Regions from separate parts of the Homo sapiens genome. Here regions 1 and 2 are each linked to region 3. The links are chromatin loops, found by intact Hi-C in ENCODE. Cell type or tissue: endothelial cell of umbilical vein. All regions are shown on one strand. Links, peaks and the distances in the headings refer to the core of each region. The heading gives the core; the rest is flanking DNA. Region 1 holds the start of NFIA-AS2 (NFIA antisense RNA 2). Region 2 overlaps NFIA (nuclear factor I A). Region 3 has its middle 140 kb from the start of TM2D1.

What was found. Peaks named below come from ENCODE experiments on the same cell type or tissue, not always from the same donor. Only the 100,000 strongest peaks of a DNase experiment are listed, where the experiment ranks them.
Region 1: a loop joins it to region 3, with 8 times the contacts of the local background. A loop is called at or near these places in 26 of 110 quality-filtered maps.
Region 2: it touches region 3 in a loop (4-fold over the local background); 2 of 110 quality-filtered maps call a loop at or near these places.

The regions. Positions count from the first base shown.
Region 1 is chr1:60,965,756-60,973,250 of GRCh38, reverse strand. It overlaps NFIA-AS2 (NFIA antisense RNA 2), which reads left to right and starts at 2,511. Exons shown (of 7, transcript NR_110617.2): 1 at 2,511-2,703. In endothelial cell of umbilical vein, for the core only: no CTCF peak of the experiment used is centred there; a DNase peak (open chromatin) is centred at 2,980.
Region 2 is chr1:61,197,183-61,204,677 of GRCh38, reverse strand. All of the region lies in intron 2 of NFIA (nuclear factor I A), which reads right to left. Among named protein-coding and RNA genes, the nearest start is that of NFIA-AS1, 53 kb to the left of the region's middle. In endothelial cell of umbilical vein, for the core only: no CTCF peak of the experiment used is centred there; a DNase peak (open chromatin) is centred at 3,477.
Region 3 is chr1:61,584,818-61,592,312 of GRCh38, reverse strand. No RefSeq gene overlaps it. Among named protein-coding and RNA genes, the nearest start is that of TM2D1, 140 kb to the left of the region's middle. RefSeq lists an enhancer at 2,077-4,552. In endothelial cell of umbilical vein, for the core only: a CTCF peak has its summit at 3,449 (motif pointing right); a DNase peak (open chromatin) is centred at 3,472.

The sequences.
Region 1 (7,495 bases), core at 1,042-6,041, 620 kb after region 3:
CTTTTGAAGTAGGGTGACCACAGCCCTCGAGCAGAGACCTTCAGATATCCTCAGGCGGTGGTTTCATCTAGACTAAACTAGTTACAAACCCTTCCACTTATCTAATAGTTTATGCACGGTGCACACATATGTCTTGTTGAATTGAGTAGCACAGCTTTGTGGGATTCACTGGGCAGCACGTGTGATTCCCATTTTATAAATGAGAAAACTGAGACTCAGAAGCTAACTGACATGCTCAAGGTCATAAAGTTAATCTGTGGTTGAGCTAGGACTGGACTTGGTCTGTTTGACTCCTCCTCCCATGTTCTTGACTGAGTCAACACAAAAGCATTCCCTATGTATGAGGCATAGAGACTACAGAGATGTTTTAGGCTGGGCTCCTACACCCAATAACAGCAAATGTCTGGTCTAAATGCTTTACTTAGAGTAACTAATTTAATTCTCATAACAACCCTACGAGGGAGTGCACTTTTTACTCTTGTTTTATGCATGGGAAAATAGAGGTACAAAGCAGTAAAATAGATTTGGGGTTCACATACAGGTGGTCTAGACAGGGAGTCCTTTGACTTAGCCACAGCACCCCACTGCCCCTATGCTTAGGGAAGCTACTGGGGAGAGGAGTGAGATGCTGAATAACAAGGAGACCTATGACAGCCTGGTAACAGCAGGTCATGCCTGCTTGGGTTCAAATACTTGGCCCAGTGCTTAAAGCTGTTTGGTCTTGGGTAAGTTTTTTGTGTGTGTTTATGTGTCAGTTTTTCATCTGTAAAATGAGATTTTGAGATTGCTCACTTCATAGAGAGGTATTATGAGAATGTAATGATTATGTGTGTATGTGTGTGTATGTGCATGCATATGTTCAAGTGTGTGTGCGTATGTGTGTAGCTAAGAATAATCTCTGGTCCTCCAGTTAGTATGATTTGAGAGTTTGCTATCATCATCATTGCAAGGCTATGAAGTGAACTAATTTCCAGACACATAGCGCAGACAAGAGTCACAGATTCTGAGAAGAGGGAGAATTTATTGTCAGCAGGAATGGTCAGGACAGGCTTCAATGAGGAGGTAAGAAGATGTTAAGTGGATCTCGAAGGATAGAATCACAGAGTTGGGAGTTGAAGAGACTTCAGCATTCATGCAATCATATGAGTTTATCTCATAGAAGAAATCTAGGACCACAAGGGAGAGGTGATCATGCCATGTTTATCCAGCTAGTTGGGGACAGGGCCTTGACTGGAACCCAGGTCTCCTCCAAACCATGCCTGTCTGAATTTTTCTGGGCTAGAAAAATTAGAAACCCTGCATCCCCAGTCAATACTGGTGCTCCCTCTTGTAGTCCTCACTCCACTCTAAGCACCCTTTACTACCTTTCCTCTGCCATCCCTTTGGGAGAGATGCAAGTGAGCAATGAATTCGACAGTGATAGGAAAGACCTCCTACAGAAGCAAGGGACTTGATAATCTATAAACAGTTCCTGGGTAAAAACCATGAATGTGTACAGAGCACCTACTATCAGGTGCTTACTGAATTTTCTCAATCTCCACCGTAACTGCTATCATTCTTTGTACAGATAAAAAACCAAAAGGCTTAGTTTTGTAGTATCTTAGTTTTGGTAATTTTCCCAAGATCTCACAAAAAGAAAATGTTTGAGCCAGGATCCGAACAATGGTTTATAAGATTCTTCTATCCACCCACCCATCCATCCACCCACCCATCCCTGCACACACCCATCCATGCACACACTTATCCACCCACCCATCATCCATCTGTCTATCTGTTCATTCATCTTTCCATCCAAGAAACCTTTACTGAGAGTGTGTTCCATGTAAGGCAGTGTGCTTGGTGGTATGGAGCTAAGGAGATACATAGCCCCCTGTCCTCATAGAGCTGAGTGGGGCCTCCTTGAGGGTACTGTTGGGATAGTGTTAGGGAGGAGAGTGATGAGGAAATGGTTTATGTGGAAACTGGGCACTTGGGAAGACCATGACAAGAGGATCAGTGGGTTGCTCCCTGACTCCTGCTTCTAAGGTTGCAGATGAGTGCCCAGCTGGCCAGCTGGCCACTGGCATAGTCTGCCTCTTTGTGTAAAAACTAGTGGAATCACATATGTGCTGCTCCCAGATGCAGTCTCGGCACCAACACCTTCCAAGCAGGAGGTTCTGTCATGGTGCTGCCTGCCAAGCCTTGTCCAGAGGACTGAGGCCACTTGGCCAGTTGCACTGGGCCCTGTGCCTGTGCAGAGACTGTCTCACCACAGCAGCTGGGGGCGGCAGGGAAGGGCAAGAGCTTCTTTTGTGTGTGTGTGTGTGTGTGTGTGTGTGTGTGTGTGTGTGTGTGTGTGTTTAAGCTGGAAAGAAGCCCTTTTTCACTGTGCTCTGTACTTGAGATATTTCACTGAGTGGGAGACAAAGAGGCTTTGTGTGCTCTTCAAAGTGCTCTCTGCTGACTGTGATACACATCCAGGAAAAACCCAGACCAAAGCCATGAAGTCACCCCAAGTTCAAACCCAAAATGCAATTTGCAGTGGTTAGAAATGACAAAGGATGGGTGGTAGGATCCAGAGAAAAAACAGTGAAACCCGATGGACCTTAAATAGATCTGAGGGCACTGATTTGATTATTTTGGGTGAAATCTTTTAAGAAAATCTTGTCAGATTCTTCACAGAAAATTTGGTAAAGCCTATATTTCATCGCCAGCCTAGCAAAGGTAAGACCCACGTTAATTTTCTTGGAATATCACTGTTGTTTTTATTCTTAGGGTGTATGTTAGGGAGAAGAGCAGGGAGGTAGTTTGTCAGATGTTGTTCTTTCCTTGTTAAGCTTCACCTGTTCTTAAGAGCAACTTGCACTTTGTCAGCCACAGAATAGTGCCTGCCGTTCAGGCCAGTGTTTTAGATATAATTGAATTGCTGGGACGCATTAAACATCATAGGGTTTTTAGCGGAGAAATAATTTAATGATGTGGCCTTTAGGATTGTTAATTAGCACTGTCTGTATGAACATGTAACAATAACACCACCTACCGTAAAAGCGAATGTTCTACACTTCAGGACACTCATTTCTTTAGGGCTTCCCGCAGAGAAGCAGTCATTAACTCTTTTTTTGACAAATGCTTTTAGACATGCTCTGTAGGGCCGTGAATTCACCCTTCCCTCCAATCCTGAATCCTTCTCTGCATTTATCCACAAGGCAAGCTGGCAAACAGGGAAACAAGGAGAACTGTGTGCTCAGCCCTCCAGAGTGGCACGGATTATGAGGAGGTGATGGTCCTTCCCCGCCAAGATCCTGAGACACTGTCACTCCGGAATCCAAAAAGAGATTCAGGCAAGGATGTGGGAAAGTTGGAACCCTGCATGCTGTTGGTGGGAATGCCAAATGGTGCAGCTGCTATGGAAAACAGTATGGAGGTTCCTCAAAAAATTAAAAATAGAATTACCATATGATCCAGCAGTCCCACAGGGTATTTATCCAAAAGAATTGAAATGAGGATCTTGAAGAGATATTAGTACTCCCATGTTCATTGCAGCACTATACACAATAGCCAAGATGTAGAAATGAACTAAATATCCAACAACAGATCAATGGATAAAGAAAATGTGGAACACACACACACATACACACACATCCCAGAATATTACTTAGCCTTAAAAAAGAAACTCTAAAATATGTGACAACATGGATGAATCTTGAGGACATTATACTAAATGAAATAAACCACTCAGAGAAAGACGAAACTGCATGATTCCACTTATGTGGGGTATCTAAAATTGCCAAATTCGTAGAATCAAAGAGTGCAATGGTGGTTGCCAGGAGCTAGGTGGAGTGAGAAATGAACAGTTGTTAATCAATGGACATACAGTTTTAGTTAAGCAAGATGAGTGAGTTCTAGAGATCTGCTGTACAACGCTTTACCTATGGTCAATAATACTGTATTGTGTGCTTAAAATTTTGCTAAGAAGGTGGCCCTCATGTTACGTGTTCTTACAAAGTTAAAAAGGAAAAAAGTAATGGGATTGGCTCACTGGAGGAGAAGCTGTTGGCTTGCATCCTGCCTGCCCTGATGAAGGGAATGGTCAGGGGCTTGTTTCTCTGCTGGAGTTCAGGCGGGTCTGTCTGAGCCATGGGTCTGGAGGAGGCCTGCATAGGCAGCATGCCATAGGTTTCTCTGGCTTCCTGAGAACAGAGCCTGATAATGATGGAGAAATGAGAGCTTCCCACTCCTTCTTCTGTTTACATTAGAACAGCCAAGTGTTTCTTCAACCATCCACCATTCCCTTATGTCACATGTCTTCTGAAGACACTTTACCTCTTCAGTGAGGCAAGAGCAGCAGCATGAAGGTATTTGAACACTAGATTGTGCCTTGTTCTTCAGTCAGCCAAACTTTTCCCTAGCCATGTTCTAGGCCTTGATGTCTTCACGAAACCTCACCTTCCAACATCTCACTCTGGCCACAGCCCCCTGTCCTGCTACTTCTCTTACTCCTCTCTCTTCTCACAGCCTTGTCTGGCCTCTGGTCCAGAGATGGCCAATGCCTGGTGTGATTGTTGCCACTCTTTCCAGCTCATTGAGAACCTCACAGACTGATCATGCCACTCTCCTATTAAACCCAGAGGTTGCTTTGGGATCCTTCTCAGCACAGGTTCCATCAACTGGAGTTGATGCGTGAGATGAAAACTATTTGCCATTCCAGCTCCAACTCCTTGATCCACTTTCTCTCAGTCCATCAGGCAGGACAGACTCCACACACTTGCATTTGAACTCTTCATGGCACCCCTCCCCTTCCCTTGCACACGCACATGCTCTGTCTGTCCAATGATGTGTTCTCTCCACTTTCTCTACTCTCATGCCCAGAGCACTAAGTATTTTTGGAGTATTTTGCATTATGATGTGTAGTTAATGCCACATAAAAATTTGTGGTTTCTACTTTGGAACTGTCTTTTATTTGTTCTTTATTAGTATCTTCTTGCATTTCCCAGAGAAGCCTTCCAGAGCCTATCTTGCCTTTTCAGTTCCCCAAACCACACCACCTCCCCTCCTTGTCTGTCAACCTCACCTCCCATTTCCCTGAGAAAACTGGCAGAGGCTCCCTATGCCTCCGCCCCTGCCTTGTCCCCCACCCTCTGCCCACATGCACCCTGTCTCTCCCTTTGAGAATCTTTGTTATCTTCCTGCCTAGAGTGCTGTGGCTTCCCCCTTCTTTCTCCTGAGATGTTCCCTTTTCTTCCACACTCAGCAAAGGGTCATTTCCTTGACAAAACTTTCCTTTGCTAACTGACCCTCACCACAGGCAGGCTGGGAAGTTCCCTCCTCTCTCTTCCCTCCGTATCTCGTATATACCTATATTAAGGTATTAATTCCAGGGAATTGTCATCTCTCTCTCTCTTCTAGTCTAGTTTTCATCCCTGACTCTAACAGTATCTGGAATAGGGCAATGATTCAAGTTGTATTTATTGAGTGAATGAATGAATGCATTGGGAAACTGAGGCAGTGAATAGATTTTGCCCATCTCCTGGAATTGGTCATCTCCTTATCCTTCCTGTTAAATTTCACCATCTGCACTTCTCTTTTTAAAAATGATATTTATCATTTTCTATCATTGGTGTTACTTATCTATGTACAAGTCTTATCATTCCTACCACACTGCAGCTTCCTTGAGAGAGTTATCTAGATCGAAATCAACTATGTGTCTCCCAAAACGCAGTAAGTCACATGTGTTGTTTTTTCAATATTTGTTGGATGAATAATTCTTAAGTTATGCTTGTATTACTTAGAATAAGGGTCCAGTGCAGTCTTGTTGAATTAAACTGAATTTAATCCTTTGTCATAGATATGCTGATGTCGTTTGTTGTGACCCTACCCAAATCTCTTCCGGAATTGTAGTTCCCATAATACCCACATGGAGGTTGTGGGAGGGACCCAGTGAGAGGTAATTGAATCTTGGAAATAGTTACCCACATGCTGCTGTTCTTGTGATAGTGAGTTCTCACAAGATCTGGTGGTTTTATAAAGGGCTTTTCCCCATTTTGCTAGACCCTTCCCCTTCCTGCCATCATATGAAGAAGGACGTGTTTGCTTCCCCTTCCACCATGATTGTAAGTTTCTTGAGGCCTCCTCAGCCATGCAGAACTGTGAGTCAATTAAACCTCTTTCTTTTATAAATTACCCAGTCTCAGGCAGTCCTTTTTAGCAGCACGAGAATGGACTAATACAGTAAATTGATACCAGGTAGTGGGGTGCTGCTATAAACATACTTGAAAATGTGGAGGTGACTTTAGAGCTGGGTAACAGGCAGAGGGTGGAAGAGTTTGGAGGACTCAGAAGAAGATAAGAAGATGTGGGAAAGTTTGGAAATTCCCAGAGACTTGTTGAATGGCTTTGACCAAAATGCTGATAGTGATATGGACAATGAAGTCCAGATTGAGGTGGTCTCAGATGGAGATGAGAAATTTATTGGGAACTTGAACAAAAGTAATTCTTGCTATCCTTTAATGAAGAGACTGGTAGCATTTTGTCTCTGCCCTAGAGATCTGCAGAACTTTGAACCTGAGAGAGACAATTTAAGGTATCTGGTGAAATAAATTTTTTAAGCAACAAGGTGTTCAAGAGGTGACTTGGGTCTGGGCGCGGTGGCTCATGCCTGTAATCCCAGTACTTTGGGAGGCTGAGGTGGGCAGATTACTTGAGGTCAGGAGTTCTGAGACCAGCCTGGCCAACATGGTGAAACCCTGTCTCTACAAAAAATATAAAAATTAGCTGGGTGTGGGCCAGGTGTGGTGGCTCATGCCTGTAATCCCAGCACTTTGGGAGGCTGAGGTGGGCATATCATGAGGTCAAGAGATTGAGACCATCCTGGCCAACATAGTGAAACCCTGTCTCTATTAAAAATACAAAAATTAGCTGGGCTTGGTGGCGCACACCTATAGTCCCAGCTACTGGGGAGGCTGAGGTAGGAGAATTACTTGAACCTGGGAGGCAGAGGTTGCAGTGAGCTGAGATTGTGCCACTGCACTCCAGCCTGGTGACACAGCAAGACTCTATCTTAAAAAAAAAAAAAAAAATTAGCTGGGTGTTGTGGTACACACCTGTAATCCCAGCTGCTTGGGAGGCTGAGGCAGGAGAATTGCTTGAGCCTGGGAAGCAGAGGTTGCAGTGAACTGAGATTGTGCCACTGCACTCCAACCTGGGTGACAGAGTGAGACTCCTTCTTGAAAAAATAAAATAAAATAAATAAATAAAAGAGGTGACTTGGGTGCTGTTAAAAGCATTCAGTTTTATGTATTCACAAATATATTGTTTGGAAATGGAACTTATGTTTAAGAGGGAAGCAGAACATAAAAGTTTGGAAAATTTGCGGGCTGACAATGTGATAGAAAGAAAAATCCATTTTCTGAGGAGAAATTCAAGCTGGCTGCAGAAATTTGCATAAGTAATGAGGAGCCACATGTTAATTGCCAAGACAATGGGAAACATTCTCCAGGACATGTCAGAGACCTTCACA
Region 2 (7,495 bases), core at 1,548-6,547, 390 kb after region 3:
AGGGTGGGGGGGGCAGAAGGTGGACTAAGGCAGACATAATACAAATACCCACAGCTGGAAATTAAATCTAATTTTAGTGCATTTTTGCTGCTTTGTCTTTATAAGGAATATAGATACAAATAAAATGGAACTTACGTAACCATCCAGGATTGCATAGAAAAGGCTGTTTCTTAAAAAAAATAAAATAAAAAATAAAAAAATATAAAGGTCCCTCCTGCTGCATCTCACATTAGGTACTACCTTTAGGGTCATTTACATCCATGCTCTAAATCCAAATAGATGCATGGATGAGATATTCTATAGAAAGTTCTGTGGCCCAGGCCAACCTTCTAGAAACTACATAGGAGTAAGTTTATGCCTGAATAACATCCAGTCCACCAGCTAACTGGCTCAAGTTCACTAATCAAAACCCAAGTTTAATTCCTTTGAGCCTATGCCTAAGATGACAAAGATCTTAAGACCACAGACTAATAAGAAGTTCTAAACTAGATACACTTCAAGAGGGCCAGAGGAAAGCAGGGGTCACTTTAATGAGAGCAATGTGGATGCAGAAAGGCCCCCGTCCAGTTCACCATTTCATAAACTGCTAGGCAGTTGGTGGCAAAATACATCCCACGGAATTTACAGAAACGGAAGTCACAGCAACACCTGGAAAACAAACCAGTATCTTCTTTGGTCAAAAATGAGTATTCACCAACTACAGCTCATACACACACCTAAATATCTGCCCTGAAATATGGGGTTAAGCTCTCCCATAATCCAAATGGAGCCTGGCAACTGGCCACGATCTTGGGGATGTACAGAGTTCCCTCAATGTATCTTTATCACTCAAAGGCCGGCTCCTACTAAAGTCGATTTCTTTTTTTTCTTTAATTCAGTCCAAACAAAAGTTATAGGGCACCCACTGTTACAAAGAACATCACAAGCACTAAGAAAACACCATCCCAGTGTTTAAGAAAACATGGCCCGGTGTAGGAGACCTCCTTACACACAAACAACTACAACGTAAACCAGATTTAACCACTACATGGCAACAGAAACCATGTACAATGGGTAGAAGGGAGAGGAAGAAGGCTAATCAAGGAAGGCTGGACAAAAGAAGAGATATGTGTTCCCTACCTTCTTCCACAAAAGTTTTGAGGCAGCCTGAAGGATGAGCAGGGTTTCAACAAGCAGAGCAAAAACCAGGCAACCCAGGCAGAAAAACAGGCATAGAAAAGGGGGAGGAGGGCACAGCGGGCTCAAAAGATACTTCTGTTTTATAAATAAGGGAGGGTGGTGAGCCATCCCGTGGAACTCGTGCTTTAATTTTGACATGTACACTAGAGCACTTGAAGCGCTCACTTTTATACTTTCTCCCTGTTAGTAATATTACTGATAGGTTCAAAAGATTCTGGGGCTTATCCCAGTTTCGCCTGCCTGCAATGTCTATCCCACTGCTTACACTCCTTCATTTAGTCAGGGCAGGCTTTAACATGTGGCTCATGGAGAAAAGTGAAACCATAGACACCAACGGGACTCGGAATAAAAAACACATTTGGAAATAAAATAAAGGTTAAGCTCTCGCACCAACAGACCTTGCTTGATCAGCAAAAATGTAGGTGTTAACAGGAAATCGCTATATTGTGTAATCCCCATTTCACCCTCCACAAAATTGCACTATAATTCAAAATAAGTGAAGCAACAATTGGACGGATGACCAGTTTTTGTTGTTTACATAGTTTAATGCACAAATGTGCAGTTTCCATGATTTTCAGAATGACGTGATTTACATGAGGCTTTAACAATAAATAAACTTGAAGTGCTGTATATAGTTAGCATATGGTGACATTTTTAAGCAAAGCTTTCTTCCACTCCCTGCAAGACATTTAAAATATTCTCCCCATTGGGGTCTTTCATTTTTATTTTACATCCTGCTAATTCTCCTCCTGTGCAAATATAAATTTTTGTTTTATAAATAAAACATAAGGGTGGAAAATAAAACAAAAAACATGTTCTTTATGTATTATTGCCACAATAATCAGTAACAACTGCGCATAGACTTTACAGATATTTATAATTTTGCCATTTTAAAAGTTAGTCATGGATGACAAAAATACTTATATTACTGTGTAATAATTTATGATATTTCTATAGACCTGGTATGTATCATCCTTCTTTAACCACCTGGCATGTCAGAATATCTAGGAAAGGATTAACAGAATTATTTGCAATAAATCTCAAAAATGTACCTTGTGAGGATCATACACAAATAAATCCTTAAACAAGGATGTACTCTCCTGTCAACTTTTTAAAAACCCTGCCATATGAATCTTATATATACAAGACTTCCCAGAGTCTTAGGGAACATATTTTGACCAAGGTGAAGGTCATGCCTGTATTCCATCCTCCTTCCCCAAAATTGACCACAGTGTTTTCCTGCCTTTTTCCTAGTTGGATTTTATTTAAAGAACTCTAATCAAGTTTATGACCATAATTACACTATAGGGAGATAACGCTTTAATTCCCTCTTACCAGAAATAGGAAGCAAGCCATAAAGGTGAAATCTCAATCTTAAGTTACCATTGGCACCTATCCTTCTGGAATATCAGGGCAATGGATGAGTTTGCAATGTTATGTAAGTCACAATCTAACACCTGCCCAAATTGGAAGTCAAGCAAGGCCAGCCCTGCAGTTCAATTTTTAATGGCAAATTAAAGAACACATTGGAATCTGAGTGTTTTTTTTTTAAGATTTTCTTACACGATAGTTGTTCAATAAAATCATCAAGAAATAACAATGTCAGCATACTTTATTAAATACTCTTAGCCCAGAAATTGCTACTAGAGCTATTTGACAGTTTTTATTTGGAGCTACATTTCTATTCACACTTGCTACAAATCTTTTACCTGAAATACTTTGTATGGAAACTCATTAAAATGCTCTCGTGAAAGGAGAGCACACCACTGCCTTCGCTTTGTCTAATAGCTCAGGACCTCTCGCTCATAAATTCATTCTAATTAAATTATGCTTCTCAAGGTGCTCCCTCTCACACAATCCTTATGTAATTGAACCTAATATTTTCTCCACAACTGATGTTACATTAAACAGGCTTTTACCACCTGATGGCCCCCACCCCTTCCTCCTTCCCTTATTTCCTTTTTCCTTTTTTTTTTTTGTTTTTTAGTTGAAAGGAAAGAGAAATCTAACCTGACAAGACACTTTTTAAAGTTTGCCTTAAGCTTTTAAGTTCTTTATAATTTTCTTAATGTGATACATAAAATACACAAGGACTCAAACAAATGTATCTCTTTGAGCACCAGAAAAAGAAAAAGAATTACATTTTAAAGTTCAATGAAAAAACAGAAAACAGGTCAGTTGATACTATTAGCCAGTTTTATCTCAAGGAAGTGTGCTATAGAGGAGCGGATGTGTCGATTAAAATTAGTACAATGGCTCATAAAATTATCAACAATCATTATATTTTCCATAGATAGGATAAAAGATACTGATTCTTTACGCTATCAGGGTATGTGATACTTAAGGTAACAACAACAAAAAAGCCAAATCTGAGAAAGTATGTGAGATCTTACTACATATCTTGGCTTATATTGCAGATTCCCATCAGAATTTTCTATTTTAAAATAAAACGTAGAGGGAGTCGTTGTTTTCCCTTTTACACTTTGCTGTGTTTCAGCAACCCTACAGAATAAATGGGAGTTTTATAAGAAAGGAATCATTCATACATGAAAAGATTATAGATGACAGAATTTCATAACTTTGCTAAATGTGTAAATAACTTGTCTACAGCCATAACAGAAGCCACTTAAATGAGTACTACTACCTTCTATTACTGCTATTATCACAGTTAGAAATATTATTAGCATTATACACATTGTTAAAATTTCTGGAGGTTTTTTGGTTTGTTTAGGTTTTCTTCATCTTTTCTGTCATTACTTGGGGATGAATACACATTTAATTATGTGGTTGTGATAATTCACTGGACTGAATAGGTAAACAACTCTAGAGCACTTGTGGAACCTAAGTAGATATGTCTTGTCTACCCAACATGACTGGTACCTTTTTAAGGTTTATGATACTGTTTTTTATTTTGGAGAATGTATACATCATTTTATAGCAGAAGCTCCATCAGCAATTGTTGACTGGCAGATCAAATCAAGAGGGTGACTCATTTTAATTAATCAGATGCTATATAAAGGCCAGTGTTTAGTATCAGAATTTTCTAAAGAATGGATCAATTAATCTTCCTTAATTTCTTTTTTTTTCTGTGTGAAGTCTAAAAATGTGTTGATTAATTTTAGCTAACCTCTAATGGGTACTTTCAATAGTCCAGGAGGAAGATTCTAAGTGTTTTACATGGATTAACTCATAATATTATTATCCCATACAGATGAGGAAACTGAGGCACTGAGCGGTCAAGTGATTTGCACAAGATCATGACGCTAGTCAAAGGGGAGCTGAGATCTAAAGCAGCAACTGGGCTCCAGAGTCCATGCTGCTAATGACTGCACTGCCTCCTGCTGTCATTTAAAATACCCCAGTTTGTCATCACTGCAAATGGTGACTAAGGGTCAATAGGGAATTGCATAATTCTAGCTCAACATACATACATATATATATATATATATATATATATATATATATATATATATATATATATATATATACATATATATATTTTGTGAGTTGGAGTCTCGCTCTGTCGTGCAGGCTGGAGTGCAGTGATGCAATTTCAGCTAACTGCAGCCTCCGCCTCCTGGTTTCAAGTGATTCTCCTGCCTCAGCCTCCAGAGTAGCTGCGATTACAGGCACGCACAACCACGCCCGGCTAATTTTTGTATTTTTAGTAGAGATGGGATTTCACCGTGTTGCCCAGGCTGGTCTCGAACTCCTGACCTCAAGTGACCCACCTACCTCGGCCTCCCAAAGTGCTGGGATTGCAGGCATGAGCCACTGTACTTGGCCATTCAACCTTTTTTTAATACATCACCAAAACTTAGCATACATGGAAAAGTATACACACTTGGAAGCACACCACATATCTATGAAGCTACGATTAGAAGGAACCAGAAAAAACTTCCATTTTCTTCCCAGGAAGGAAGCAATGTAGTATATACAATCTCAAGTCAAACGGATCTGAGTTCAAATTTCATGTCTACTACTCACGAGATACGGTACATAAGATTGGAAATGCTACATAAGCCATGGTATGCTCATCTCTAAAATGAGAGTGTTAGCAGTTGCCACAGAATAGAAGTGGTGTGAGAATCAAATGAGGCAACACAGGTAAATCGACTTGCATTTTTCCTTAGCATTTTGTAAATGATCAATAAATGGTAGCTATTAACAGATATCCTCAACCAGCAGTATGTCTTTTTTGCTTTGCACGAAGGGACCTACTTCATTAAATTTTGTTGTTACTGTTTTCCAAGAATGCTCCATCTAATCCTATTTTAAAATTTCAAATGTAAACATAAAAAGAGCTAAACATATTCACAAAGAGAGGACAGCATTGAAGAGTGATCTGTATGAACCACTGGAAACACGAGAACCACATTTCTGGTCTTTAGAATTCTACTGAAGGGTACCAGCCACGTTTCTTCACACCACTCCTTCTCCCTTAAAATAAGGACTATTCCTATTTCAAAATGGGAGGTGAGAGAATTGGAGAGTGATGATTTTTTAGTGGGCAAAGGCCGTTTTCCAACTCATTCCTAAGGATGGCAAACATAATACTTCAGAGTGATGAAGGAGGGGGGCAAGCCGGGGTGGTGAGGTCTCTGCCTTTTAAGCAAGCCAGCCAGCAAACACAAATGCATGCAATTTGAAATTTTAATTAGGGTGCCATGTGCTGGTGACATATGGCGACACACTGACAGCTGGGCATCCAGGTTCAGGAACAGACCTGGGTTCTGAAGTCACAGTTGGCAGAAGCAAAGTTCTCTGCTTGTGCGCTAGGTGCTAGCATGCCTGGAAAGTGCTCTGCCAACATCACCCCACTATTCAGCACTGCCTTCCGGTCGCATACAGACGCTGCCTGCCAGAGGACCACGACTGCAATTCAGATAGAGAGTGAAGAACGAATGAAAAGGAATAAAAAGAGTAAAACCCCCAGGTCCTATTCTCAGTTGCAAGCCCAGATAACATTCAAAACAATACAGCCATTGATTTTTGGTGACTTCTCAGTCAAAGACCCTAGTACTTTCACACTAAATCACCCTTGCAGGGGGTGCTCTCTCTGTCACCATAACAGAACACACAGCAAGGCACTGCCATCAAGAGCTCTGTGTTACCTGCTCCAAAGTCAATCAGAAGGAAGCCCTTATATAAAACCAAGTATGATTTAAAAGTCTGATTTGCATAGATTGGAAGATGAATCATGTTAGCAAAGAACTCTATCAAGATTGTATAAAGACATTTTAAGAAAACTTGTTAAACCGTGAAGGTCAAGTTTTCTTTTTTCTTCTCCCAGAATTTTTTTTCTGTGATGAATTAAATGTTGGTCAGTTTGACCTTTGAAGCTTCACAAGTTGCCTGAAAATGTCTTAAAATGGGTTAATGAATTGCCTTGTGGCTTTTTCATCCGCTCTTCCTTGCCCCACTTTGCCTGTTTACTCTACTTGAAGTGGGAATAGACTATCTATGTCTGTTCGTTCTTTCTCTTTCTTTCTTTCTTCTTTCTCTCTTTCTTTCTTTCTTGCATAGTTTCATTCTTGTCACCCAGGCTGGAGTGCAATGGCACGATCTTGGCTCACTGCAACCTCCGCCTCTCGGGTTCAAGCGATTCTCCTGCCTCAGCCTCCCGAGTAGCTGGAATTACTGGCACCCACCACCAAGCCCGGCTAATTTTTTGTATTTTTAGTAGAGATGGGGTTTCACTATATTGGCTAGGCTGGTCTTGAACTCCTGACCTGGTGATCTGCCTGCCTCAGCCTCCCAAAGTGCTGGGATTACAGGCATGAGCCACCGCGCCATGCCTACGTCTGCTGTTTCTAAGCAAGCCCTTGACTCACAGTAACTTGAATAATAACAAGGTTTCTTAGCCAAACCATGCAATATTAAGAGAATCATATTTGAATCCTTCTTTATCTACAGAGTGTTTTTGAGGTATAAATCTTTCACTATTAAGAACCAGAGTAGTGGCCGGGTGCGGTGGCTCACGCTTGTAATCCCAGCACTTTGGGAGGCAGAGGTAAGTGGATCGCAAGGTCAGGAGTTCGAAACCAGCCTGGCCAACTCAGTGAAATCCCATCTCTACTAAAAATAGAAAAATAAGCTGGATGTGGTGGCAGGCGCCTGTAATCCCAGCTACTCAGGAGGCTGAGGCAGAAGAATCGCTTGAACCCAGGAGGCAAAGGTTGCAGTGAGCCGAGATCACGCCACTGCACACCAGCCTGCGTGACACAGAGAGACTCCGTCTCAAAAAAAAAAAAAAAAAAAAAAGAACCAGAGTAGTAAATAAGCATGCCAAACTGCACACTCTACAACTCTGTGG
Region 3 (7,495 bases), core at 1,002-6,001:
TCTGGAACATGCTGCTTAAAACACAAGAATGGCCTTAAAGGTAAAGCTGGAAAATTGGACACATGTATTTAGCTCTCTTTCTTCCTGAAACCCACTAACACAAAAACAAAGAAAGTGGAAACAAAGAAAGCAGCAAAATGTTGAAAGTTAAAATGCTGTGGAAGACTGGCGACCGGCCTGCCAGACCCCATCAAACTGCACACGGAGCCTGCAGTGGGAAACGCCAAAAGCAACTCGGTTCACATTCAGAGCAGTGAAACAGCGCAGGACTGGTGGCATCTGGTACCTCTGGAGGTGAGAGTGAAGATGGGGCTGAAAAAGGAGGGTGGGTGGAAAGGGTTTTAGAAGCAGTTAGATCTCTCCCCGTGCCCTATCCCCTCATGCCACGCAGTCACATGGCTCCTTCTCCACTGCCGTAAATGGTAGGAGAGATTTATTTTCTAGAGACAGTAACCAGGGGATTTCTGAACTAGAGAAGCCAGAGAGTGCGGAGGTCTGGGAGGATGCTGTACTGAAAACAGAGGGATTAAAGACTACAGAGGAGCAGACTGAATATTTGGGTTCCAGCCTTCTTCTCACACTTGGCTCCCGGAACACAGCAGCCAGGCACACACATTCTTCAAATAGGGGATTGAAGAGTCTTCTCTGGGCATCTGACCAACTCAAGAGGAGAAGCCTAAAGTGAGGGTTCCCTAGAAAACAGTCAAGTCATGTCACTCCCAGTGCCAGGAAGAAAGCTATGTGAAAACGAAGGCAGAGATCAGGGCGATGTGTCTACGAGTCAAGGAACAGCAAAGATTGCCAGCGAACCACAGGAGCAGGGAGAGGCGTGGAACAGAGCCTCCCTCACAGCCCGCAGAAGGAATCAACCCTGCCTCTGGAACTGTGAGACAACACATTGCTCTTGTCTAAGCCACCCAGTCTGTGGTACTTTCTTTTTTTCTTTTTTTTTTACTCGTCGTATTTTTATTTTTTTTAACTTTTATTTTGAGTTCGGGGATACACGTGCAGGTTTGTTACATAGGTAAACACCGGTAACAGGGGTTTGTTGTACATATTATTTTATCACCCAGGTATTAAGCCCGGTATCCAATAGTTATCCTTTCTGCTCCTCTCCCTTCTCTCACCCTCCCTGCTCAAGTAGACCCCAGCGTCTTTGTTTCCTTCTTTGTGTTTATAAATTCTTATCTTTCAGCCCCCACTTACAAGTAAGAGCATGTAGTATTTGGTTTTCTGTTCCTGCATTAGTTTTCTAAGGATAATAGCCTCTAGCTTCATCCATGTTCCTTCAAAAGACATGATCTTGTTCTTTTTTTATGGCTGTATAATATTCCATGGTGTATATGTACCATGTTTTCTTCATCCAGTCTCACTGATAGGCATTTAGATTGATTCTATGCCTTTACTATTGTGAATAGTGCTGCAATGAACATTCGTGTGCATGTGTTGTTATGGTAGAATGATTTACAGTCCTCTGGGTACCTACCCAGTAGTGGGATTGCTGAGTCAAATGGTAGTTCTGTTTTTAGCTCTTTGAGGAATTGCCACACTGTTTTCCACAATGGTTGAACTAATCTACACTCCCACAAATAGTGTATAAGCGTTCCCTTTTCTCCACAACCTTGCCAACACCTGTTATTTTTTGACTTTTTAATAGTAGCCATTCTGGCTGGTGTGAGATGGTATTTCATTATGGTTTTGACTTGCATTTCTCTAATGATCAGTGATATTGAGCTTTTTTTTCATATGCTTGTTGGCCACATGTATGTCTTGTTTTGAGAAGTATCTGTTCATGTCCTTTGCCCACTTTTTAATGGGGTTGTTTTCTTCTTGTAAATTTGTTTAAGTTCCTTATAGATGCTGGATATTAGACCTTTGTGTGGTATCTTCTTACAGCAGGCCTAGCAAACAAATACACATGGTATGTGGGAGCTCATTTCCACATGCTCCATGAAGGAAAGACCTGTGTCTCTGAATCTTCCTCTGAAGGAAGGAGGAAAGGAAAGCAGAAAAGAAAAAAGGGAGGGAAGGAAGAAAAAGGGTGGGTCACAATGCGCCTGCACCTGCCTTGACCCCAGCTGGAAAATCTGCCTGTGAGCAAGGGGGCTTATACTTCTGTATTTAATCCTTATATAACCAGAACATGTTTGTGTATAACATTGGTAGTTGAAAAATAAATACAAACATATATACATATCAAAGAAAAGCAGAAAAGAAAATTCTTCTTCTTTCTCCAAGTCTCCAAATGGGAGAGTAACTGCTTGGTAATGTTGAGGTTAATAAAAAGAATACTGAAGTCAATAAAGGATGAAAAATGTTTCATTTTAATTTGTTTACTCCAACTTTTTCCTCCTGACCAAATAAGATAACTGCTTTGGGGCGGGCCGGCTCTTGTCTTACTTCTTCCTAGGAATTCACAGAGCCAGAGAGACACTGATGGAGGATGTCCTTTCTGGATTTGCTTGAGAACATTTAGAAAAGTTTCCAATGATTGGCCCTAGATGGATGGCGGCAGTAAGGTAATAGCTACCATTTCCACTCAGTTGTCTGGGCTCCAGTACATGATACATAAACCACACGCAGCCTCACTGCGGTTCGGAGGTTAAAAGTTATTAACTGAAATCAATTGAAATAAAAAGAGCCACATCTGCCTTGGTACACAATTAACTTCTCCAGACGGCTTTGGCCTGCACTGCAGGGGACACACACACACACACACGCGCGCGCGCACACACACACACACACGCATGCACACATTCTCACTCAGTAACCCTGGGGGAGAGCAGAGGCAGCTGCGGGAGCCAAAAACCTCCCCAGTCCTAATTAAACCCTCAAAGTTTCCAGGCAACACAGCCAAGGAAAAAATCATTTCCAAGCCGAAGACCCCCAGCCCCCAGCCCCGGCAAAGGAAACGGGTCGTTTGGTTTAATCAGCCCATGTGCACATTCTCTCTCCCCAGGTTGCCAAGACGGGCCTGTACCTAGCAAAGGTATTTGTGTAATCAAAGCTTCTGGAACTTTCCCTGCCAAGGCTACCAATGTGAATAGGCTCCTGAGGTAAAAATGTTCTCCCCGCTGGGGACGGCGCCCTTGAAGTCTACATCAAAATCAAGCCAGGGTCACAGCTGTTGCGGCACCCCACAGTGGAAAACTTGCAAGAAATCCCAGCCTGAACTACTGCTTTGCCTCAGGTCTACAGGAAACAGGCCCCAGAGAAGGGGAGAGAGAGAGAGAAAGAGGAGAGAGGAGAGAGGAGAGAAGAGAGAGAGAGAGAGGGGGAGACAGAGAGAGAGAGGGAGAGAAAGAGAGAGAGAGAGAGAGAAAGAGAGAGATAAACTTTGGGGGTGGGAAGACAAAGCCACTTGAGAACCTTGTCCTCTTCATGGAGACAGTCCACACCCACCCCATTCACCCTCACCTTATGTGAGCTGGGGTTCCCGCAGGTTGGCCAAGAACCACTAGGTGGCAGCAGATTAACTCTTCAGCTGCCAGGATGAGCTGGGGGCAGTTAGGAGCTGAGTATGAAAACTTTGTATCTGTCACTTCCCTCAAAGGAAAGAAAAAAAAATGACTTTTTCTGTACCCCAAAGATCCTTGGCTTGCAGATTAGGTATTGGAGAAAAATCTTTGAGGGGTTGAGATTGCTTCTTGGGTCACCTGTTCTTAGGCTTGAATTAGAGTGAAATGCAATTGTATGTACTCCATGTTGTATAACTTGGATGACACTTGGTTCACACTTTGTTCAAGGGACTGAAAGATCCTTTAAGAAATTTATGCTCACATTCAAATTCCCTTCAACAAATGCTAAATATAAGAATTAATGAGTGTATTCCATTTTCCAGGGACAGTGCTAATGGTCACCTAGATGGCCAATACCCCTGCCCTCTGGGAGTTAATGGGGAAGACAGGCATTAAAAAAAAATAGCATTCTTGCACTTAACCACTTTGGATGAGTCAAGGAATCCAGACTTAAATCTGCTATGGATAAAGAAGAAAAAAATAAGTTAAAGGAATACAGGCTTATGAAAGTCATTTACATTAAGCTTCTGTTACATGGGAAGGTAACAGGTTTTTAGGGCTTAGGTTTTTAGGGTGGCCAGTAACCTAAAATATGGGAGCCACCAGAAAGAAACTTTACCAGCATGGTTTATATATGCTTGCTGTTCAAATGACAAAGAAAACAAATCTTTCTCTTGAGTGTTCTAGCCTCTGCAAAGCATCCCCTTGTTCTACCTATTAAACCTCTGCCACAAATATAAAAATAATGTGGTGTTGATTGGTGTAGGGGGGCAGAAATGTGAAATTGATTTACTTTAGAAAGGAGAGAGATCTACTAGCCACCAGAGGAATAAATCCAGAAAGCGGGGAATGGGGCTGGGGTGAAAAGACAAGTGTTCTTGTAGTTGAGCTTAAGAGAGTTTGGGAGGAATATGGAAAGAGGGAGGAAAAAAATTAGGAGGAGAGAGCCATAAACGTGTGATATATATGACTTGAGAGAGATAGGGAAAGGCAATTTTAAGATGTTTTGCTGTGCATTTGGGATTCCGTTTGATAGGCTTCAAGAGAGTTCAGTAAAGATTAAAATTGCCTTACAATTATTTGTATTTCTTCGACTGGAAAGCCGCCTAAGTCACAAGCACACACTGTTGGTGGAATCAACCCCCTTTCCTTTCCCGTTTGTCTAGGTGGTAAGGTAGGACTCAGATAATTTCTTTCAGGAAAAGCCATCCCAGTGTGTCCAGTAGGTTACACAAAACATAATTAGCATGCTAACCCTCATATGCAATTTCTCATTCCTAATGGGCAGCCTCAGACTTTTTGAATTTTTTTCTGTAAGTTCACCAAAAATTAAGCATCACAGTAAGACAGCTCTCTGATCCGCAGCAACTTGGGATGGTGATATCACACTGTTTTCTTGTATCATCCCCTGTGCTTATGCTGGGTGCATGACAGGGCTAGGAGGTGTTTGATGGAATTGGGGCTCCTAGTGGCCTACTCTCCTAGTGTCTTACTTGAGACAAGAACTGTTATGTCTTGGAGAAACTTATATGAGTTTGATCCTGGGGTCATGACGATCCCACAGGCCAGCCAGTTCATGCTTCCATGCTTGTATGCATACTTTTCCTTCTGCTGGACTCCCCTTACCCTGACCCATCTCTTTGCCAGCCAACCAGACTTCTGGTCTTCTTAGCAAATTCCTACTCTAAAGTGAAGACTGTTGACATGTCCTGGCCTCTGTGAAACCTGCTCTGGCCACTCACCCACACCCTCTTGTACATAACTCACCCCTAGTACAGCTATGTTGTGTTCCTATCTACCTTTCTTATTTTTTTCTTGTTTATTATTATTATTTTTGAGACTGAGTTTCGTTCTTGTCACGCAGACTGGAGTGCAATGGCATGATCTTGGCTCATTGCAACATCTGCCTCCCAGGTTCAAGTGATTCTCTCGCCTCAGCCTCCTGAGTAGCTGGGATTACAGGCACGCGCCACCATGCCTAGCTAATTTTTGTATTTTTAGTAGAGGCGGGGATTCATCACATTGGCCAGGCAGGTCTTGAACTCCTGACCTCAGGTGATCCGCCTGCCTCGGCCTCCCAAAGTGCCGGGATTACAGGTGTGAGCCACCATGCCTGGCCCCTATCTACCTTACTACAGTGAAGACACGAATTATCTTTCCATCTTTGGTGCCCAGCACAGTGCCTGATACGCAGGTGATGCTCAGTATATGACTGGACAAAGAGCTGTTATGTGACTTGTCATTCCATGCTAGGGAAGCCCAGCTCTCGAAAAGCCATCACTTTCCAAGAACTCTACCTAGAATTCAAACTAAAGGAAGTGCCAGGGAATTCAATCAATAACTCATGCTACTGGTTACAATATGTATGTCCCAGTCTTCAATTGCATTCTTGGAAGGAAGCTCACTCAAATTCACAGAAAATGGAGGAAAACATCCCAGTGAAATGACTTTCTGTTCATTAGAGCTGCAGGAATATGGTTCTCAAAGCCTCCGGTAATGGAAATTTCTGTCCCTATACTTCTGTTTCTGCCATGAATTATCCTTTGAATTAAAACATATATATATATATATAAACATATATATAAACATATATGTAAACATATATATATAAAATAGTACTCAATGCTCATTAAAGAAAATTCACAAAATAGAGAAAAGCAGAAAATAACAAAATAGTTTTCAATCAGTCTCACTATTTACATAGTGTAACATTTTAGAGTGTGAATTACTCTCTTACTTATGGAATTTAATAAAAACCAGATGACAGCTAGTGCTGTCTGCTAAAATCAGGGCCAGATTCACTAGAAAACACATAGGTGGATTTCATAGTTGGTTCCTGCAGCCACATGCAGGGAGTGCCTGTGGGCACACCCTGGCAAGCAATACTGGGCGGGGGAGCTGAGTTCCCGGAAAGGGTGAATTAGCACGGTTGGGTGCCTTTGCGTGATCCTTATGGGGCTTTGTACGGTGCCAACCCCTGAAGTCATGACAAGCCTCAGACCATAGTTCCTTCCAGATCCCATTCATACAATTACTAGTCAATCCTCCAGGCTTCAGTGATGGACACGAAGCCCTTCGTAAAAATCAGACCTCCCTAACAGCCTCGTGAGCTTTGTTACCTGTTTCCTAGACTGAACTTGCCTTGTGCTGCCACAATCCATGAACACTGGCATCCAGCACAACACTTTTCCTTCGGACCCTTAGTGGCAACTCAAGCACTATCACTTGTTAAGGTAATGGGACACACAGCGCACCAGAATGAAAAAGAAAACATGGCAGAAAGATGAAACCTTGTTGAAGTAAACAAATCAAGGCAGCTTTCAGACTGAGAGAGTGGCCCACCAGGATGCCTTGCCAGAGAGTTGGCGCTTCTTTATGTGCATGGGATGACCAGCCCTGAGAAAGCACACGCTGACTTGACACTACAATGGATTTATGCATGTGCATATATACTTGTTTTATTTAACCTAAGAAGTATTTCTGAGCCCAGAGTAATGAATCAGCACTGTATGTAGACAGAGTTTACCTGTCTCTTTCCCAGGTACTTTAGCACTCTTTGCCAGGTACTGTACTAGTAGCTGGGGACACAAAGATGCATATATGCATATGACAGTCCAGCGAGGGAGGCAACTGTGCAACTGTGTGGAGGGAAAGGGATCGCATATTTATCGAATGCTTACTCTGTGCCAGGCATTGTGCTAGGTGTTTTATAAAATTAGCACATTAAGTCTTCTCAACAAAATGTGAATCAGGCATATTTCTTTTTATTTACAAAAGAAGAAACTGATGCTCAAAGAGCTATTAACTTTCCCAACTCATACTGCTGGAATTTTTATTTTGTTTTGTTTTTTCAGACAGGGTCTCGCTATGTTGCCCAGGCTGATCTCAAACTCCTAGTCTCAAGCGATCCCCCTGCCTCAGCCTCCCAAGTAACTGAGATTACAGGAGCATGCCACTTCACCCATACTGAATTTTTA